Regions from separate parts of the Homo sapiens genome. Here region 2 is linked to region 1. The links are chromatin contacts, found by Hi-C or POLR2A ChIA-PET in ENCODE. All regions are on one chromosome and are shown on one strand. The core of a region is the stretch at or near the end of the contact, and the rest is flanking DNA. Distances in the headings are between cores, read along the strand shown.

Region 1 (5,092 bases), core at 2,141-4,640:
CGCCACCTTAAAGCCGGTCTTTTGCAGACACCATTAAGTTCTGTTCATTAAGGTGGCTTTGAAGAGTGGAGTTGTGAGGTTGGGTGTGCAGCCGAGGATCTATGAAGACACACACACACACCCCTACTACAGGCACTCCGGTCGTCCAGGGCAGTGGTGCTCAGGGTGTGATCTCCGGACCAGCAGCATCAACATCACCTGGGGACTTGTTAGAAATGTAACTAATCAGAAACTCTGGGGTGGGAACCCAGAGAACCATTCATTAACTAGCCCTCCAGGCGACTCGGATGCACGCTAGTCTGAGAGCCTTCCTAGGGCTAGGAAACTGGAGTCGCCAGATTTACCGTTATTATTCTCGGTTGCCGCCAGACAGTGAGCCCTTCATTAGGTAACCTAAAATTCCCTGGCAGCAGCGGTTGAGAGACGTCCCCATCTCTCAGCCCGAAGCCAGGAGCTGCAGAAGACAAGTAGCCCCTTCTCCGTGGATTGCAATCCAAGGCAGCCCAAGGAAACAAGGCAGTCCGTTATTTCCTCCTGGGGCACCCGTATGGGGAGGGTGAAGGAGAAACTAGCAAAAGAGCCATACAGAATTAGCACCCGAAGCAACACTTACCCATAAACATTTGCACATTTCGCCTCCTGTCCGTCAACTTGGACTGATCTGCGGCTCCCAGCGGAGGCGGCGAGAAGGCGACGGGAGGCTGGGGTTTCTGGACGGTCTTTGGGCAGGACTTGAGGAGCCGCTGTTTCTCTTGCCTAATGTCGTCGATTACTAGCAGGCGCAACAGCACATGGTATATGGAGAGGCTGTGCACATAGGTTACTCTAGTGTCTCCCGCTCCCACACCTCCTGGCCCTGTTGCTCCAGCTTCCCACCCCCATCCCACAACACACCCCCTGCTTTAAATGGGCAGCTGACGGTAAGGTTCTCTAAATTTCTCTTCTGGGGCAAACTCATCCTCAAGATTCCCCAGTTGAAGTCCAGAAACAAACCCACACACCCTTGTTAAAAAAACTTTAATGTGATTTTAAAGGAATCTCTGGAATGGCGTGTGTTTGAACGCAGTGCGGCAGACTGGATCTCTGCCGTCCCCCATCCCCAACCTCCAATTAAGGTATATACGGCCAGTTGGATGATCCACTGTGCTTTTATTTTAAATCATGATGGACAGATTGCGTGAAAAACAAGGAATTCCAAAGAATTTCCTGCTCTGGGAAGAGAAGTTAAATCTATATTTAACAACATTTGAAGCTGTCAAGAATGCTTTGTGGTTGGATAACAGAGGCAGAAAAATGTTAAAAACGCAGGCTACTGCTATACCCAAATATGGAAATATTGTTACGTCTGGTGTCTGATTCACCATCTGGAAATACTTACAACCATGAAGTCAAATAGAAAAGACGCCACAACAGAAGCCAGGAACCCTCCTCTCCATTCTCTCTCTAGTTCAACCAGTACTGTCCCTGCACCCCTCCTCCCCCCTCCCGCCCCCCGTCACTTCATTAAGAAGGAAACAATAATGAAATGATAAGGCAGGAAAAACAGTGTTTTGTAAATAATAATTGATGTATTAACCTGTGTACGTGTTGGGCCCACACTTTCCTCACTGTATTTGCATAACACCTGACAATCCATTGTCTTGAAAAGTCTCCCACCCCTAACCCTCTAACAGAGCTTTAGAGATCCCACTCCCTCTAGCAAATGCTGCTTCCATTTATGAAAGGGCACTTTGGAATGAATGAAACTGAACTCCTTCCTGCAAGAATTCTCTTCACTGGAGTGTGTTTTCATCCTGACAGATTCTCATTGTGCTTATCAGGAAAGTCAGCATTAGCACTAAGGGCCTTTTCAAGCAAGACTGCTAAATTATGAAGTCTGAATAGCCTTAAACATTAAAAAGGATAAGTAGTTATCCTAGAGCATATGAGTCTTACATGATAATTTTTATTAAAATTATGCAAAAAGTTTTTGAAACTTGCAGGGAAAGTTTATCAATCACACTAATGGTATTGGTGATGTTCAAGTAAATTGTCTTGTGGTGGGGTCTTCTACTGAGTGTGTTGCAAGTAGAACGGGATCTTAAAATCTGCTGACATTTTTACTGCAAAATATTACATCCTAAATCTCTTTTCTGTACTTGGAGAGAAGGGCATTGCAATTCATTTAAAATGGGAGGCTTCCAGTGGTCCCTAGGAAAGGAGTTAAAAACCCCACAAAATGTCCAGCTTGAAGGAGTCTGCTTTTCCCAGAGATTCATAGGGCACAATGGTCCTGGAATCTGGTTTGGCCTTGCGGTCTTTGCAGGTGATGATTTCAGGCCACTCCACGGTGGTCTCCTGCACTTCTGGCTGGCTGCTTGGTTAGCATAGCCTCCTGCCCGCGGAGGGAGGCGGGAAGGGCTTACCCCGTCTCCTGCATCCGTGAGGAAGTATAAGTCAGCCTCCCGGAGAACTCCCCGCGTTCGTTTCCTCTCGGACTTCCAACCCAGGCAGTGGGCTGGAACTAAAGTGGGAACCTCCAAAAACAAACAAGTACAACATACCCAAAAGAGGGAAGGGCTGGAGGAGTGGGGGAGACCTCTGCCTGGGAATTTGCCAGACGATGGGCAAGTTTCCCCCCGCCCCACCCCCCCCCCGCCTTTTCATTCATAAATGCCACTGTGGGTATTAATTTGCAATTCACTGAACTTTGCTAATAAACATCATGCCAAAGCTTTGGGACTTGTTCCGAACACGCCTCTTTGAAGTCCACAAATATTCCTGACTCAGAGACACACTCCTCTTCCCCGTTCTACTCTTTCAACAGATAACTTGCCTCTCACCTTCGCTGTAAAAAAGCAAACAGCTCACTGCCTTCCCGGGTGAGGGCTTCAGTGGCTGCCCGGTCAACTCGCATCACCAAACAAAACGACTTTTGTTCCTCCCTCTCAGGTCCTCCCACCCACCCAGTCCAGGCAAAGTTCTGAACTGGCCCCCCTCGCCCCTCACGACCCTCCAACTACCATCACCACCATCACGCCCCAAAGAACCCTTCCCAACATAAGTCGTAATTTAAGGTGGAAAAAACGAACTGTTTTCTTGACGGGTCTGGGACACACACACACACACACACACACACACACACACCCCCCGAACTGTTTTCTTGACGGGTCTGGGAGACAGACACACACACAGACACACACACACACACACACACACACACACACACACACACACACACACACACACAAAGGTGCAATGGAGCCAGGGGAGGCGCTTGGCAGCAGCCCGCGCCAACCAGCATTCCTGAGATGTTTGAGAATTCTGGAACGCGCAGACAGAGCCGACGTCACTGCAACACGCGGCGCCTCCGCCGGCCCGTATAAAAGGCGGGCTCCGGGGCGCCTGGGCAGACCGCGAGCGAGAGCGCCCCCGAGCAGCGCCCGCGCCCTCCGCGCCTTCTCCGCCGGGACCTCGAGCGAAAGACGCCCGCCCGCCGCCCAGCCCTCGCCTCCCTGCCCACCGGGCCCACCGCGCCGCCACCCCGACCCCGCTGCGCACGGCCTGTCCGCTGCACACCAGCTTGTTGGCGTCTTCGTCGCCGCGCTCGCCCCGGGCTACTCCTGCGCGCCACAATGAGCTCCCGCATCGCCAGGGCGCTCGCCTTAGTCGTCACCCTTCTCCACTTGACCAGGCTGGTGAGTTGGACTCTCCTTTTGCCACCTATTCCCCGTCCGCTCTCCAGCCCCTTCCCCTGGTCCCAGATTGCCCACGGCAGGAAAAGTTAAAAAGTTCGCGATCGTTTGCGGGTAGCCGTTTCTTTAAGCACTCTCCCCCTCCCCCCGAAGACGTGTCGGGACCTCTTGGTGGGAGCAGCCTTCCGAGGTGGCCGGGCTGGACGAGATCAGAGGCTCCCCGTCGATAGGGTCGGAGACCCCCGTCCCTCACTGCGGCAGCCGCGGCGCCCCTCCTGCGCACCGCGCCGAGTCTCACGCGTATCTTCTCCCCCTTCCAGGCGCTCTCCACCTGCCCCGCTGCCTGCCACTGCCCCCTGGAGGCGCCCAAGTGCGCGCCGGGAGTCGGGCTGGTCCGGGACGGCTGCGGCTGCTGTAAGGTCTGCGCCAAGCAGCTCAACGAGGACTGCAGCAAAACGCAGCCCTGCGACCACACCAAGGGGCTGGAATGCAACTTCGGCGCCAGCTCCACCGCTCTGAAGGGGATCTGCAGAGGTAAGATGCTTGTGGTTTGGCCCCTTTAAAAAAAATACTAGTCCCCATAGTCCAGAAGTTTAGTAATTCTGAGACCATGTATGGTGATGCTTTGTTGTTGGTAGCTTGGCAGAAAGGCACATGATTTCAGCAGTCTGGAATGCAATTCAGTGTGTCTGGGCCCAACGAAAGCGCATACGGAAAAGTGATTCCTGACTAACTTATTGTTCTGGTCTGGAGTCTCCGGGGAATTGTAGGGAACTTTACCATAAATTGAATTTAACAGCAGAAAATATGTATGAGTTTCAGGCGGTGGTTTGGAATCTTAACTTTATCCCCTTCTACCTTTCTCTTTTGGTGATCTTTGCAGCTCAGTCAGAGGGCAGACCCTGTGAATATAACTCCAGAATCTACCAAAACGGGGAAAGTTTCCAGCCCAACTGTAAACATCAGTGCACATGTATTGATGGCGCCGTGGGCTGCATTCCTCTGTGTCCCCAAGAACTATCTCTCCCCAACTTGGGCTGTCCCAACCCTCGGCTGGTCAAAGTTACCGGGCAGTGCTGCGAGGAGTGGGTCTGTGACGAGGATAGTATCAAGGACCCCATGGAGGACCAGGACGGCCTCCTTGGCAAGGAGCTGGGATTCGATGCCTCCGAGGTGGAGTTGACGAGAAACAATGAATTGATTGCAGTTGGAAAAGGCAGCTCACTGAAGCGGCTCCCTGGTAAGTGGAGACTGAGCACTTCAGACACTGTACTGAGATGCATTTCTGGTCTAAATCTTTGTAGAAATGAGTGCTTGAGCCTGTTTGTGTCGGTATGCCTCTGAGAAGTCTTCCCTCTTATATGTCTCTAGTTTTTGGAATGGAGCCTCGCATCCTATACAACCCTTTACAAGGCCAG
Region 2 (5,368 bases), core at 193-2,692, 76 kb after region 1:
GCATGCTTTTCTCCCTCATCTAAATCTGCTAGTCTAATAACAGCCTGTGAAGCAAGTTACACCATTCTGAGCACTTCCCACTGGACTGATATAAGGTAGGTAATCAGCACTTAGCATCTCCAATCTAGTGGAGTATCTAAATAGCTCTATCTTTTCCAGTTAACCTTTTCCATTACTGAAAAGCAACAAACAAACAAAATCTTGGCTACTGCTGATTAATATAGGCAGACTCAAATAATTATGGCAATCTACAATCATAACAAATATTAGAACAACCATCAGGTGTGGGAACTACTGAATCCCAGACCAGAAACACATGTACCCCCAAATTAGGAAAGAGACAACTTGTACTATAAACTCAGGATCAAAATCCAACTTTTTTACCTCCAGAGAGGGAAGGAATTTCAAGGCTTTCCAAAGAAAATGCCCTCTTCTTACATAATCCCCTTCCCTCATCAAGGTATCACCCTGCAAAATATCTGATGCTGTGAGAATGTATAAAGAAACAGACACCTTGAAGTACTTACAGAAAGAAATGCATGTACAGGAAGACCTGGGCATTACTTTTAAGGTGTGTGTACTTACGATGTGACAAAACTGGTATGGTTTTAAAATCCTGTCAGATACTTTTAGTTCTTTGCTAACACAGTTCTAAATAATCCTCTGTACTAAAAGCATGAGTCATTTGTGTTCCTGTAAATAAGTCAAACATCATATATCCACCAGAAAAATAGCAAATTTTACTCAATAAGGCTCCCAGTACGCTAGTAAAGTAGTCTTTTCTTATTGCTTCATTACAGGAAGCCTTACTTGAATGTACATTCCTAAACAAGGTGAAAGGAGAGCTGTGTGTGCTGTTTATTTATACAGAAGATGTTTGCCCTAGCTACTAACCTACATTACTAAACAACTTTTCCCAAAACCAACATTTGAGAGAGCACTGTGAATTTATTAAGAAAAAAGCAACATAATACAAAGCTTAAACAAAGTGAAACTGGCCATTTAAAACTAAAATTCCTAATTTATTCTGAGAAAAAAATTCTCAAATTGTGAAAAATATTAATGTCAAGAATAAAAATAAGATTTAGAGGCCCATAATTTATTATTAGAAACATCATGTTTGCTAACTAAAATCTGGTTTCAAGTTGTAGCACTGATACAATTTTGGCCACTTTGGAAAACAATTTTTTTCTATTAATTTTTGCAAAGAAAAAACACTACGCACAACAGAGAATACCTTACAATATAGGTTACTGCATCTTACAGCCTGTAATGCTGGTATAACAATAAAACTTAAACTACCCATTTCAAATACTACTTAAAAAATAGTATCAATCCAAGACAAAGATTCTATGCTCCTCTGGAGTTTGTTACAACAAAACCTGGCCTGTATCTGTAATTCTTTTCGTTGAAAGTGCTATGTAATAGTTTTGGATTAAGGTGGGTAATCTTCCTCACTTCTTAAAGGTAGTGACTAAATTTTACTCATCCTCTAAAATCTTGCATTCAGAAGCACAGTTAGTTTACTTTAATCAGTAGTTACAAATATAGATGAGTCATTTTATGTACTAAACTTTTATGTACATTTTTTCCAGTTCTAGTACTTCCCTATATCACAAAATCAGAGAAACAAAATCAGAGAAAATAAAACCAGTGGGTTTAGAAAAGGAGATAAAGGGTAAAGGCAATGGCATTAACTTATTCTAAATGCTGCCAAATTTTTAAATATAATGTTCCTTGCAACATTTTCTCCTTCTATAAGGTAGGATACTAGGCTTTTTTTTTTTTTTTTTAACCATTCAACATTTTCATTGTCAACTAAAAATGTTTTGTAATCCCTCATTTTAGAAATGTCTAAAGTCTTAACTATGGAGTAAATGTACGTGATCATGGACAGTTACTTAAAGACTATTAGCTTAAAAAAAGACAAAAAAATACATAGAACCCCATGCTAAAAAAAAGTCCTTTTATAGCCATTCAATTTGATTTATTCACTTAAAATTGGTTTTATAAGATTATACGCTCTTAGAAACAGAAGAGTAGCAGCATTGCATTTACCTGGTTCTTCACATTAACTAGCTATACAGTAGATCCTGTAAGTGTGTAAATATAGTGGGAAAACACATATAAAGAAATAAGGGTGGACATATTTTGCTTTGGTTTCTCTAAAGCTATTCTAAGCATTACAGAAACAAATTTACACTTACCTTGGTGAAGAACTTTCATGTCATTATTGGATCCTTTCAATACCACATGTAATGTTGGATACTCAATGATCACTTTGTTCCTCAAATTGTCTAGGAGACTTTTATAAGGATCTAGTTCATAATATCTTATTAATAAAAAAAAACAAAAAACCAGGAAACACTCTTAATATTCAAAATTACTAATAGATAAATATATGAGAGTATTTTACATTAAAAATTTTTTAAAGGTGATGACAATTCAGTAGTTACTTCCTTATAGCATAGTAAGTTTAATACCTTCTAAGAAAGGCAGGTACAAGAGCTATTATTATAGAGGTTCTAAAACTAAATAAAAAAAAATCAAATATTCTGACATTAGGAAAGCTCTAAAACAAGTTACTAATTTTCTTTTTCTTTTTTTGATATGGAGTCTCGCTTTGTTGCCCAGGCTGGAGTGCAGTGGCACAATCTCGGCTCACTGCAACCTCCATCTCCCAGGCTCAAGCGATTCTCCTGCCTCAGCCTCCCAAGTAGCTGGGACTATAGGTGCGTGCCACCATGCCTGGCTAATTTTTTTTGTATTTTTAGTAGAGACGGGGTTTCACAGTGTTAGCTAGGATGGTCTCGATCTCCTGACCTCGTAATCTGCCTGCCTTGGCCTCCCAAAGTGCTGGGATTACAGGCGTGAGCCACCATGACCAGCCTACAAGTTATCAATTTTCATACCAAGAAATAGTTAAAGACTCTTATATAATATTTATGTTGGCCGGGCACGGTGGCTCACACCTGTAATCCCAGCACTTTGGGAGGTCAAGGTGGGTGGATCACCTGAGGTTGGGAGTTTGAGACCAGCGTGACCAACATGGAGAATCCCCATCTCTACTAAAAATACAAAATTAGCTCGGCATGGTGGCACATGCCTGTAATCACAGCTACTCGGGAGGCTGAGGTGGGAGAATCGCTTGAATCCAGGAGGCGGAGGCTGCAGTAAGCCAAGATCGTGCCACTGCACTCCAGCCTGGGCAAGAAGAGTGAAACTCTGCCTCAAAAAAATAAAAAAATAAAATAATAATAATATTTATGTTGTTATTTTTCTTGAATAAAAGAATGATGAGCTAACTATTTGAATTCCTCAAATATATTTATTTTGAGCCTTAAAGACAACCAATCACCTTATGACAATTTCTAGTAACATGGCAATAAAATAACTGGTTACAAAATTGGCTTTTGGAAAAAAGTCAATTATTCTAATTATAACTGGTTTCCAGAAATTTATATTGCCATGTAAAATTTAAGAAATACAGAGTTTATCGTGACATAGCTGCCAAATGTGTCACAGGTAATTAGATGCTAATGGTCATTAAAGCATGAAATTCTCAAATCATTACTTTAAAAAAATAAGTCTGAGGTGGCTGAAAATGCATCCCCAGAACATTCATTCTTGCTTGCTTTCTGGGGTGGGAGTGAAAGGGGTGGAATTCTAGCTAGCTCACTAGCGGGTACATATGAGAATATGTTGGCATGTTAATGTCATTTCATGTCAAAGAAGAAAAAGCTGAGAACATGTCAACCAGTCTAGTGCAGAAGTTCTCCAGCATTTTTATTCATCTCTACCAATGACAGGTGATATTCACATGCAAAACACATATCTCATGAGATCCAGCCTAATGGCTGTAACTCCATCCTTTTATCTCCTGCTCAAAAAAGCACACTGGAACACAAGTGATCAAGAGTGAGGTTATCATTGGGATACATTTAAATTTGCTGTAATTTTAAGAGTAAATCATTCACAAACTTTGGTATTTCTTAATTAGTAAAAAATTATCTGCACCATAATCATAGCTGAGTAAGACATGCAGGACACTCATTAAGAAATGTGATGTAGTGATTTCTCCATGTTCTGAGTTTGTCTCACGCAATCGTTTTCAAATCAGGAAAAATATAAAAGTGCTTAACAAAATGCAGAGCCAAGCTTACTAAAGTTAGAGAACAACTGTAAAACCAAAACTTTACTTATGCTTCCCTGACCACACACCCCAGCCTGGAATTATTCTTTTTAAAATTGCAGAATATTCTTTATGTTGAAAAGAAACTTGAAATGCAAAATACTGTTTTTCTAAACCAGCCACCTTAGTGCCCACAGATCATAGAATTCATACATTCTTTTCCCTGTGTGTAATGTAATACAGATGTACTTACAATACTTTAAAAGTGTTTCCAGCATTCAAGGATTAAATGCTTCACATCTTTTAAACATTATTTCTCTTTGAAATAAGCAGTGTTTTTTTCAAAGTTAGTAGCAATTATATAAAAAAGAAAAATGAGATTATATCAGATACCCAAGTAAAAGATTAACTTACAAAGTAAAATATAAAATGGTGATAACTAAATTTTTCTTGGGAGGAAATAAGACCTGGACTCTCAAACAGGAACTTTTCAAGTGGCATCCTACAAGCACTTGGCAATAACTTATCTTCTGTGCATTTTAGCTAAATCATAAGGCTTCTAATGAAAGGCATTTTTCAAATAAGGGAATGTTTTTTACTTGTTTCAGTTTTTGGTAAATAATTTTCAGTGCATATTTAATGTTTTAGGTATCTGATTTCTTTTTGTAATATTAAATCTTAATTGGGTTTCTCTAGATTTCCAAAGCTGAAACCAAGAAGCAACAAAAAGAGTTCTTCAAAGGCCACATGAGAATCAGAGCCTAAAATTATTGCTGATATAAAATATGTTCCTAGCAGAGGAATGTTCAGAGGTACATAAAAATTACTATGCAACAAGTTAAACATGCTTTGGATCCTAAAACTGTAATGATTACACTTATTTGGATCCTGAAACTGTAATGATTACACTTATTTGGATCCTGAAACTGTAATGATTACACTTACTTGGATCCTGAAACTGTAATGATTATACTTAAAAAAACTTGGTTCCTGTTTTACATGCTAAGCAGGCACTTAAAAAGCACTAAGGATGCAAAGATTTATAAGAGGCTTGTCAACTGATAAATTATTTTAAAAATATTTTATGCAATGAAAATCTGGTATGTTGTGTGGTTTTGATTAGAATCAGTGGATTTTATTTAGTGTTTAGCCTAAAATGTTGCAAACTTCTAATCAGCAATACGCTATTGAGTGTCAGTAAGCTTCTGGGCCACAGCTTTCCAACCTGTTAAATGA

What was found. Hi-C counts contacts between places; a loop is a spot of excess contacts on that map. ChIA-PET counts read pairs that join two places held with the same protein, here RNA polymerase II (POLR2A).
Region 2: a map of heart left ventricle shows a loop between it and region 1 (2.0-fold over the local background). The contact joins the enhancer-like site here to the promoter of CCN1 in region 1. A Hi-C loop is called at or near these places in 3 of 168 maps with a recorded cell type or tissue (HepG2, PC-3 and heart left ventricle) and 1 of 37 single-sample maps with no recorded cell type. POLR2A ChIA-PET finds 5 or more read pairs at or near these places in 10 of 52 experiments (BJ, H1, HEK293T and 5 more).

Annotation. Positions count from the first base shown.
Region 1 is chr1:85,577,371-85,582,462 of GRCh38, forward strand. CCN1 (cellular communication network factor 1) reads left to right here and starts at 3,391. Exons shown (of 5, transcript NM_001554.5): 1 at 3,391-3,677; 2 at 3,995-4,208; 3 at 4,558-4,914; 4 at 5,046-5,092. The coding sequence starts at 3,615. It also overlaps a transcript of DDAH1 not described here. RefSeq lists silencers at 1-19, 3,372-3,501, 3,932-3,991, 4,002-4,051, 4,062-4,111 and enhancers at 500-559, 2,959-3,481, 3,212-3,261, 4,528-5,049.
Region 2 is chr1:85,655,640-85,661,007 of GRCh38, forward strand. ZNHIT6 (zinc finger HIT-type containing 6) reads right to left here. Exons shown (of 10, transcript NM_017953.4): 9 at 2,208-2,332. Among named protein-coding and RNA genes, the nearest start is that of ZNHIT6, 50 kb to the right of the region's middle. Within about 2 kb of position 1,443, at least 2 of the 41 ENCODE cell types and tissues checked have a DNase peak (open chromatin) inside an H3K27ac peak, as active enhancers do; they include PC-3 and Panc1, where a contact is called at or near this core.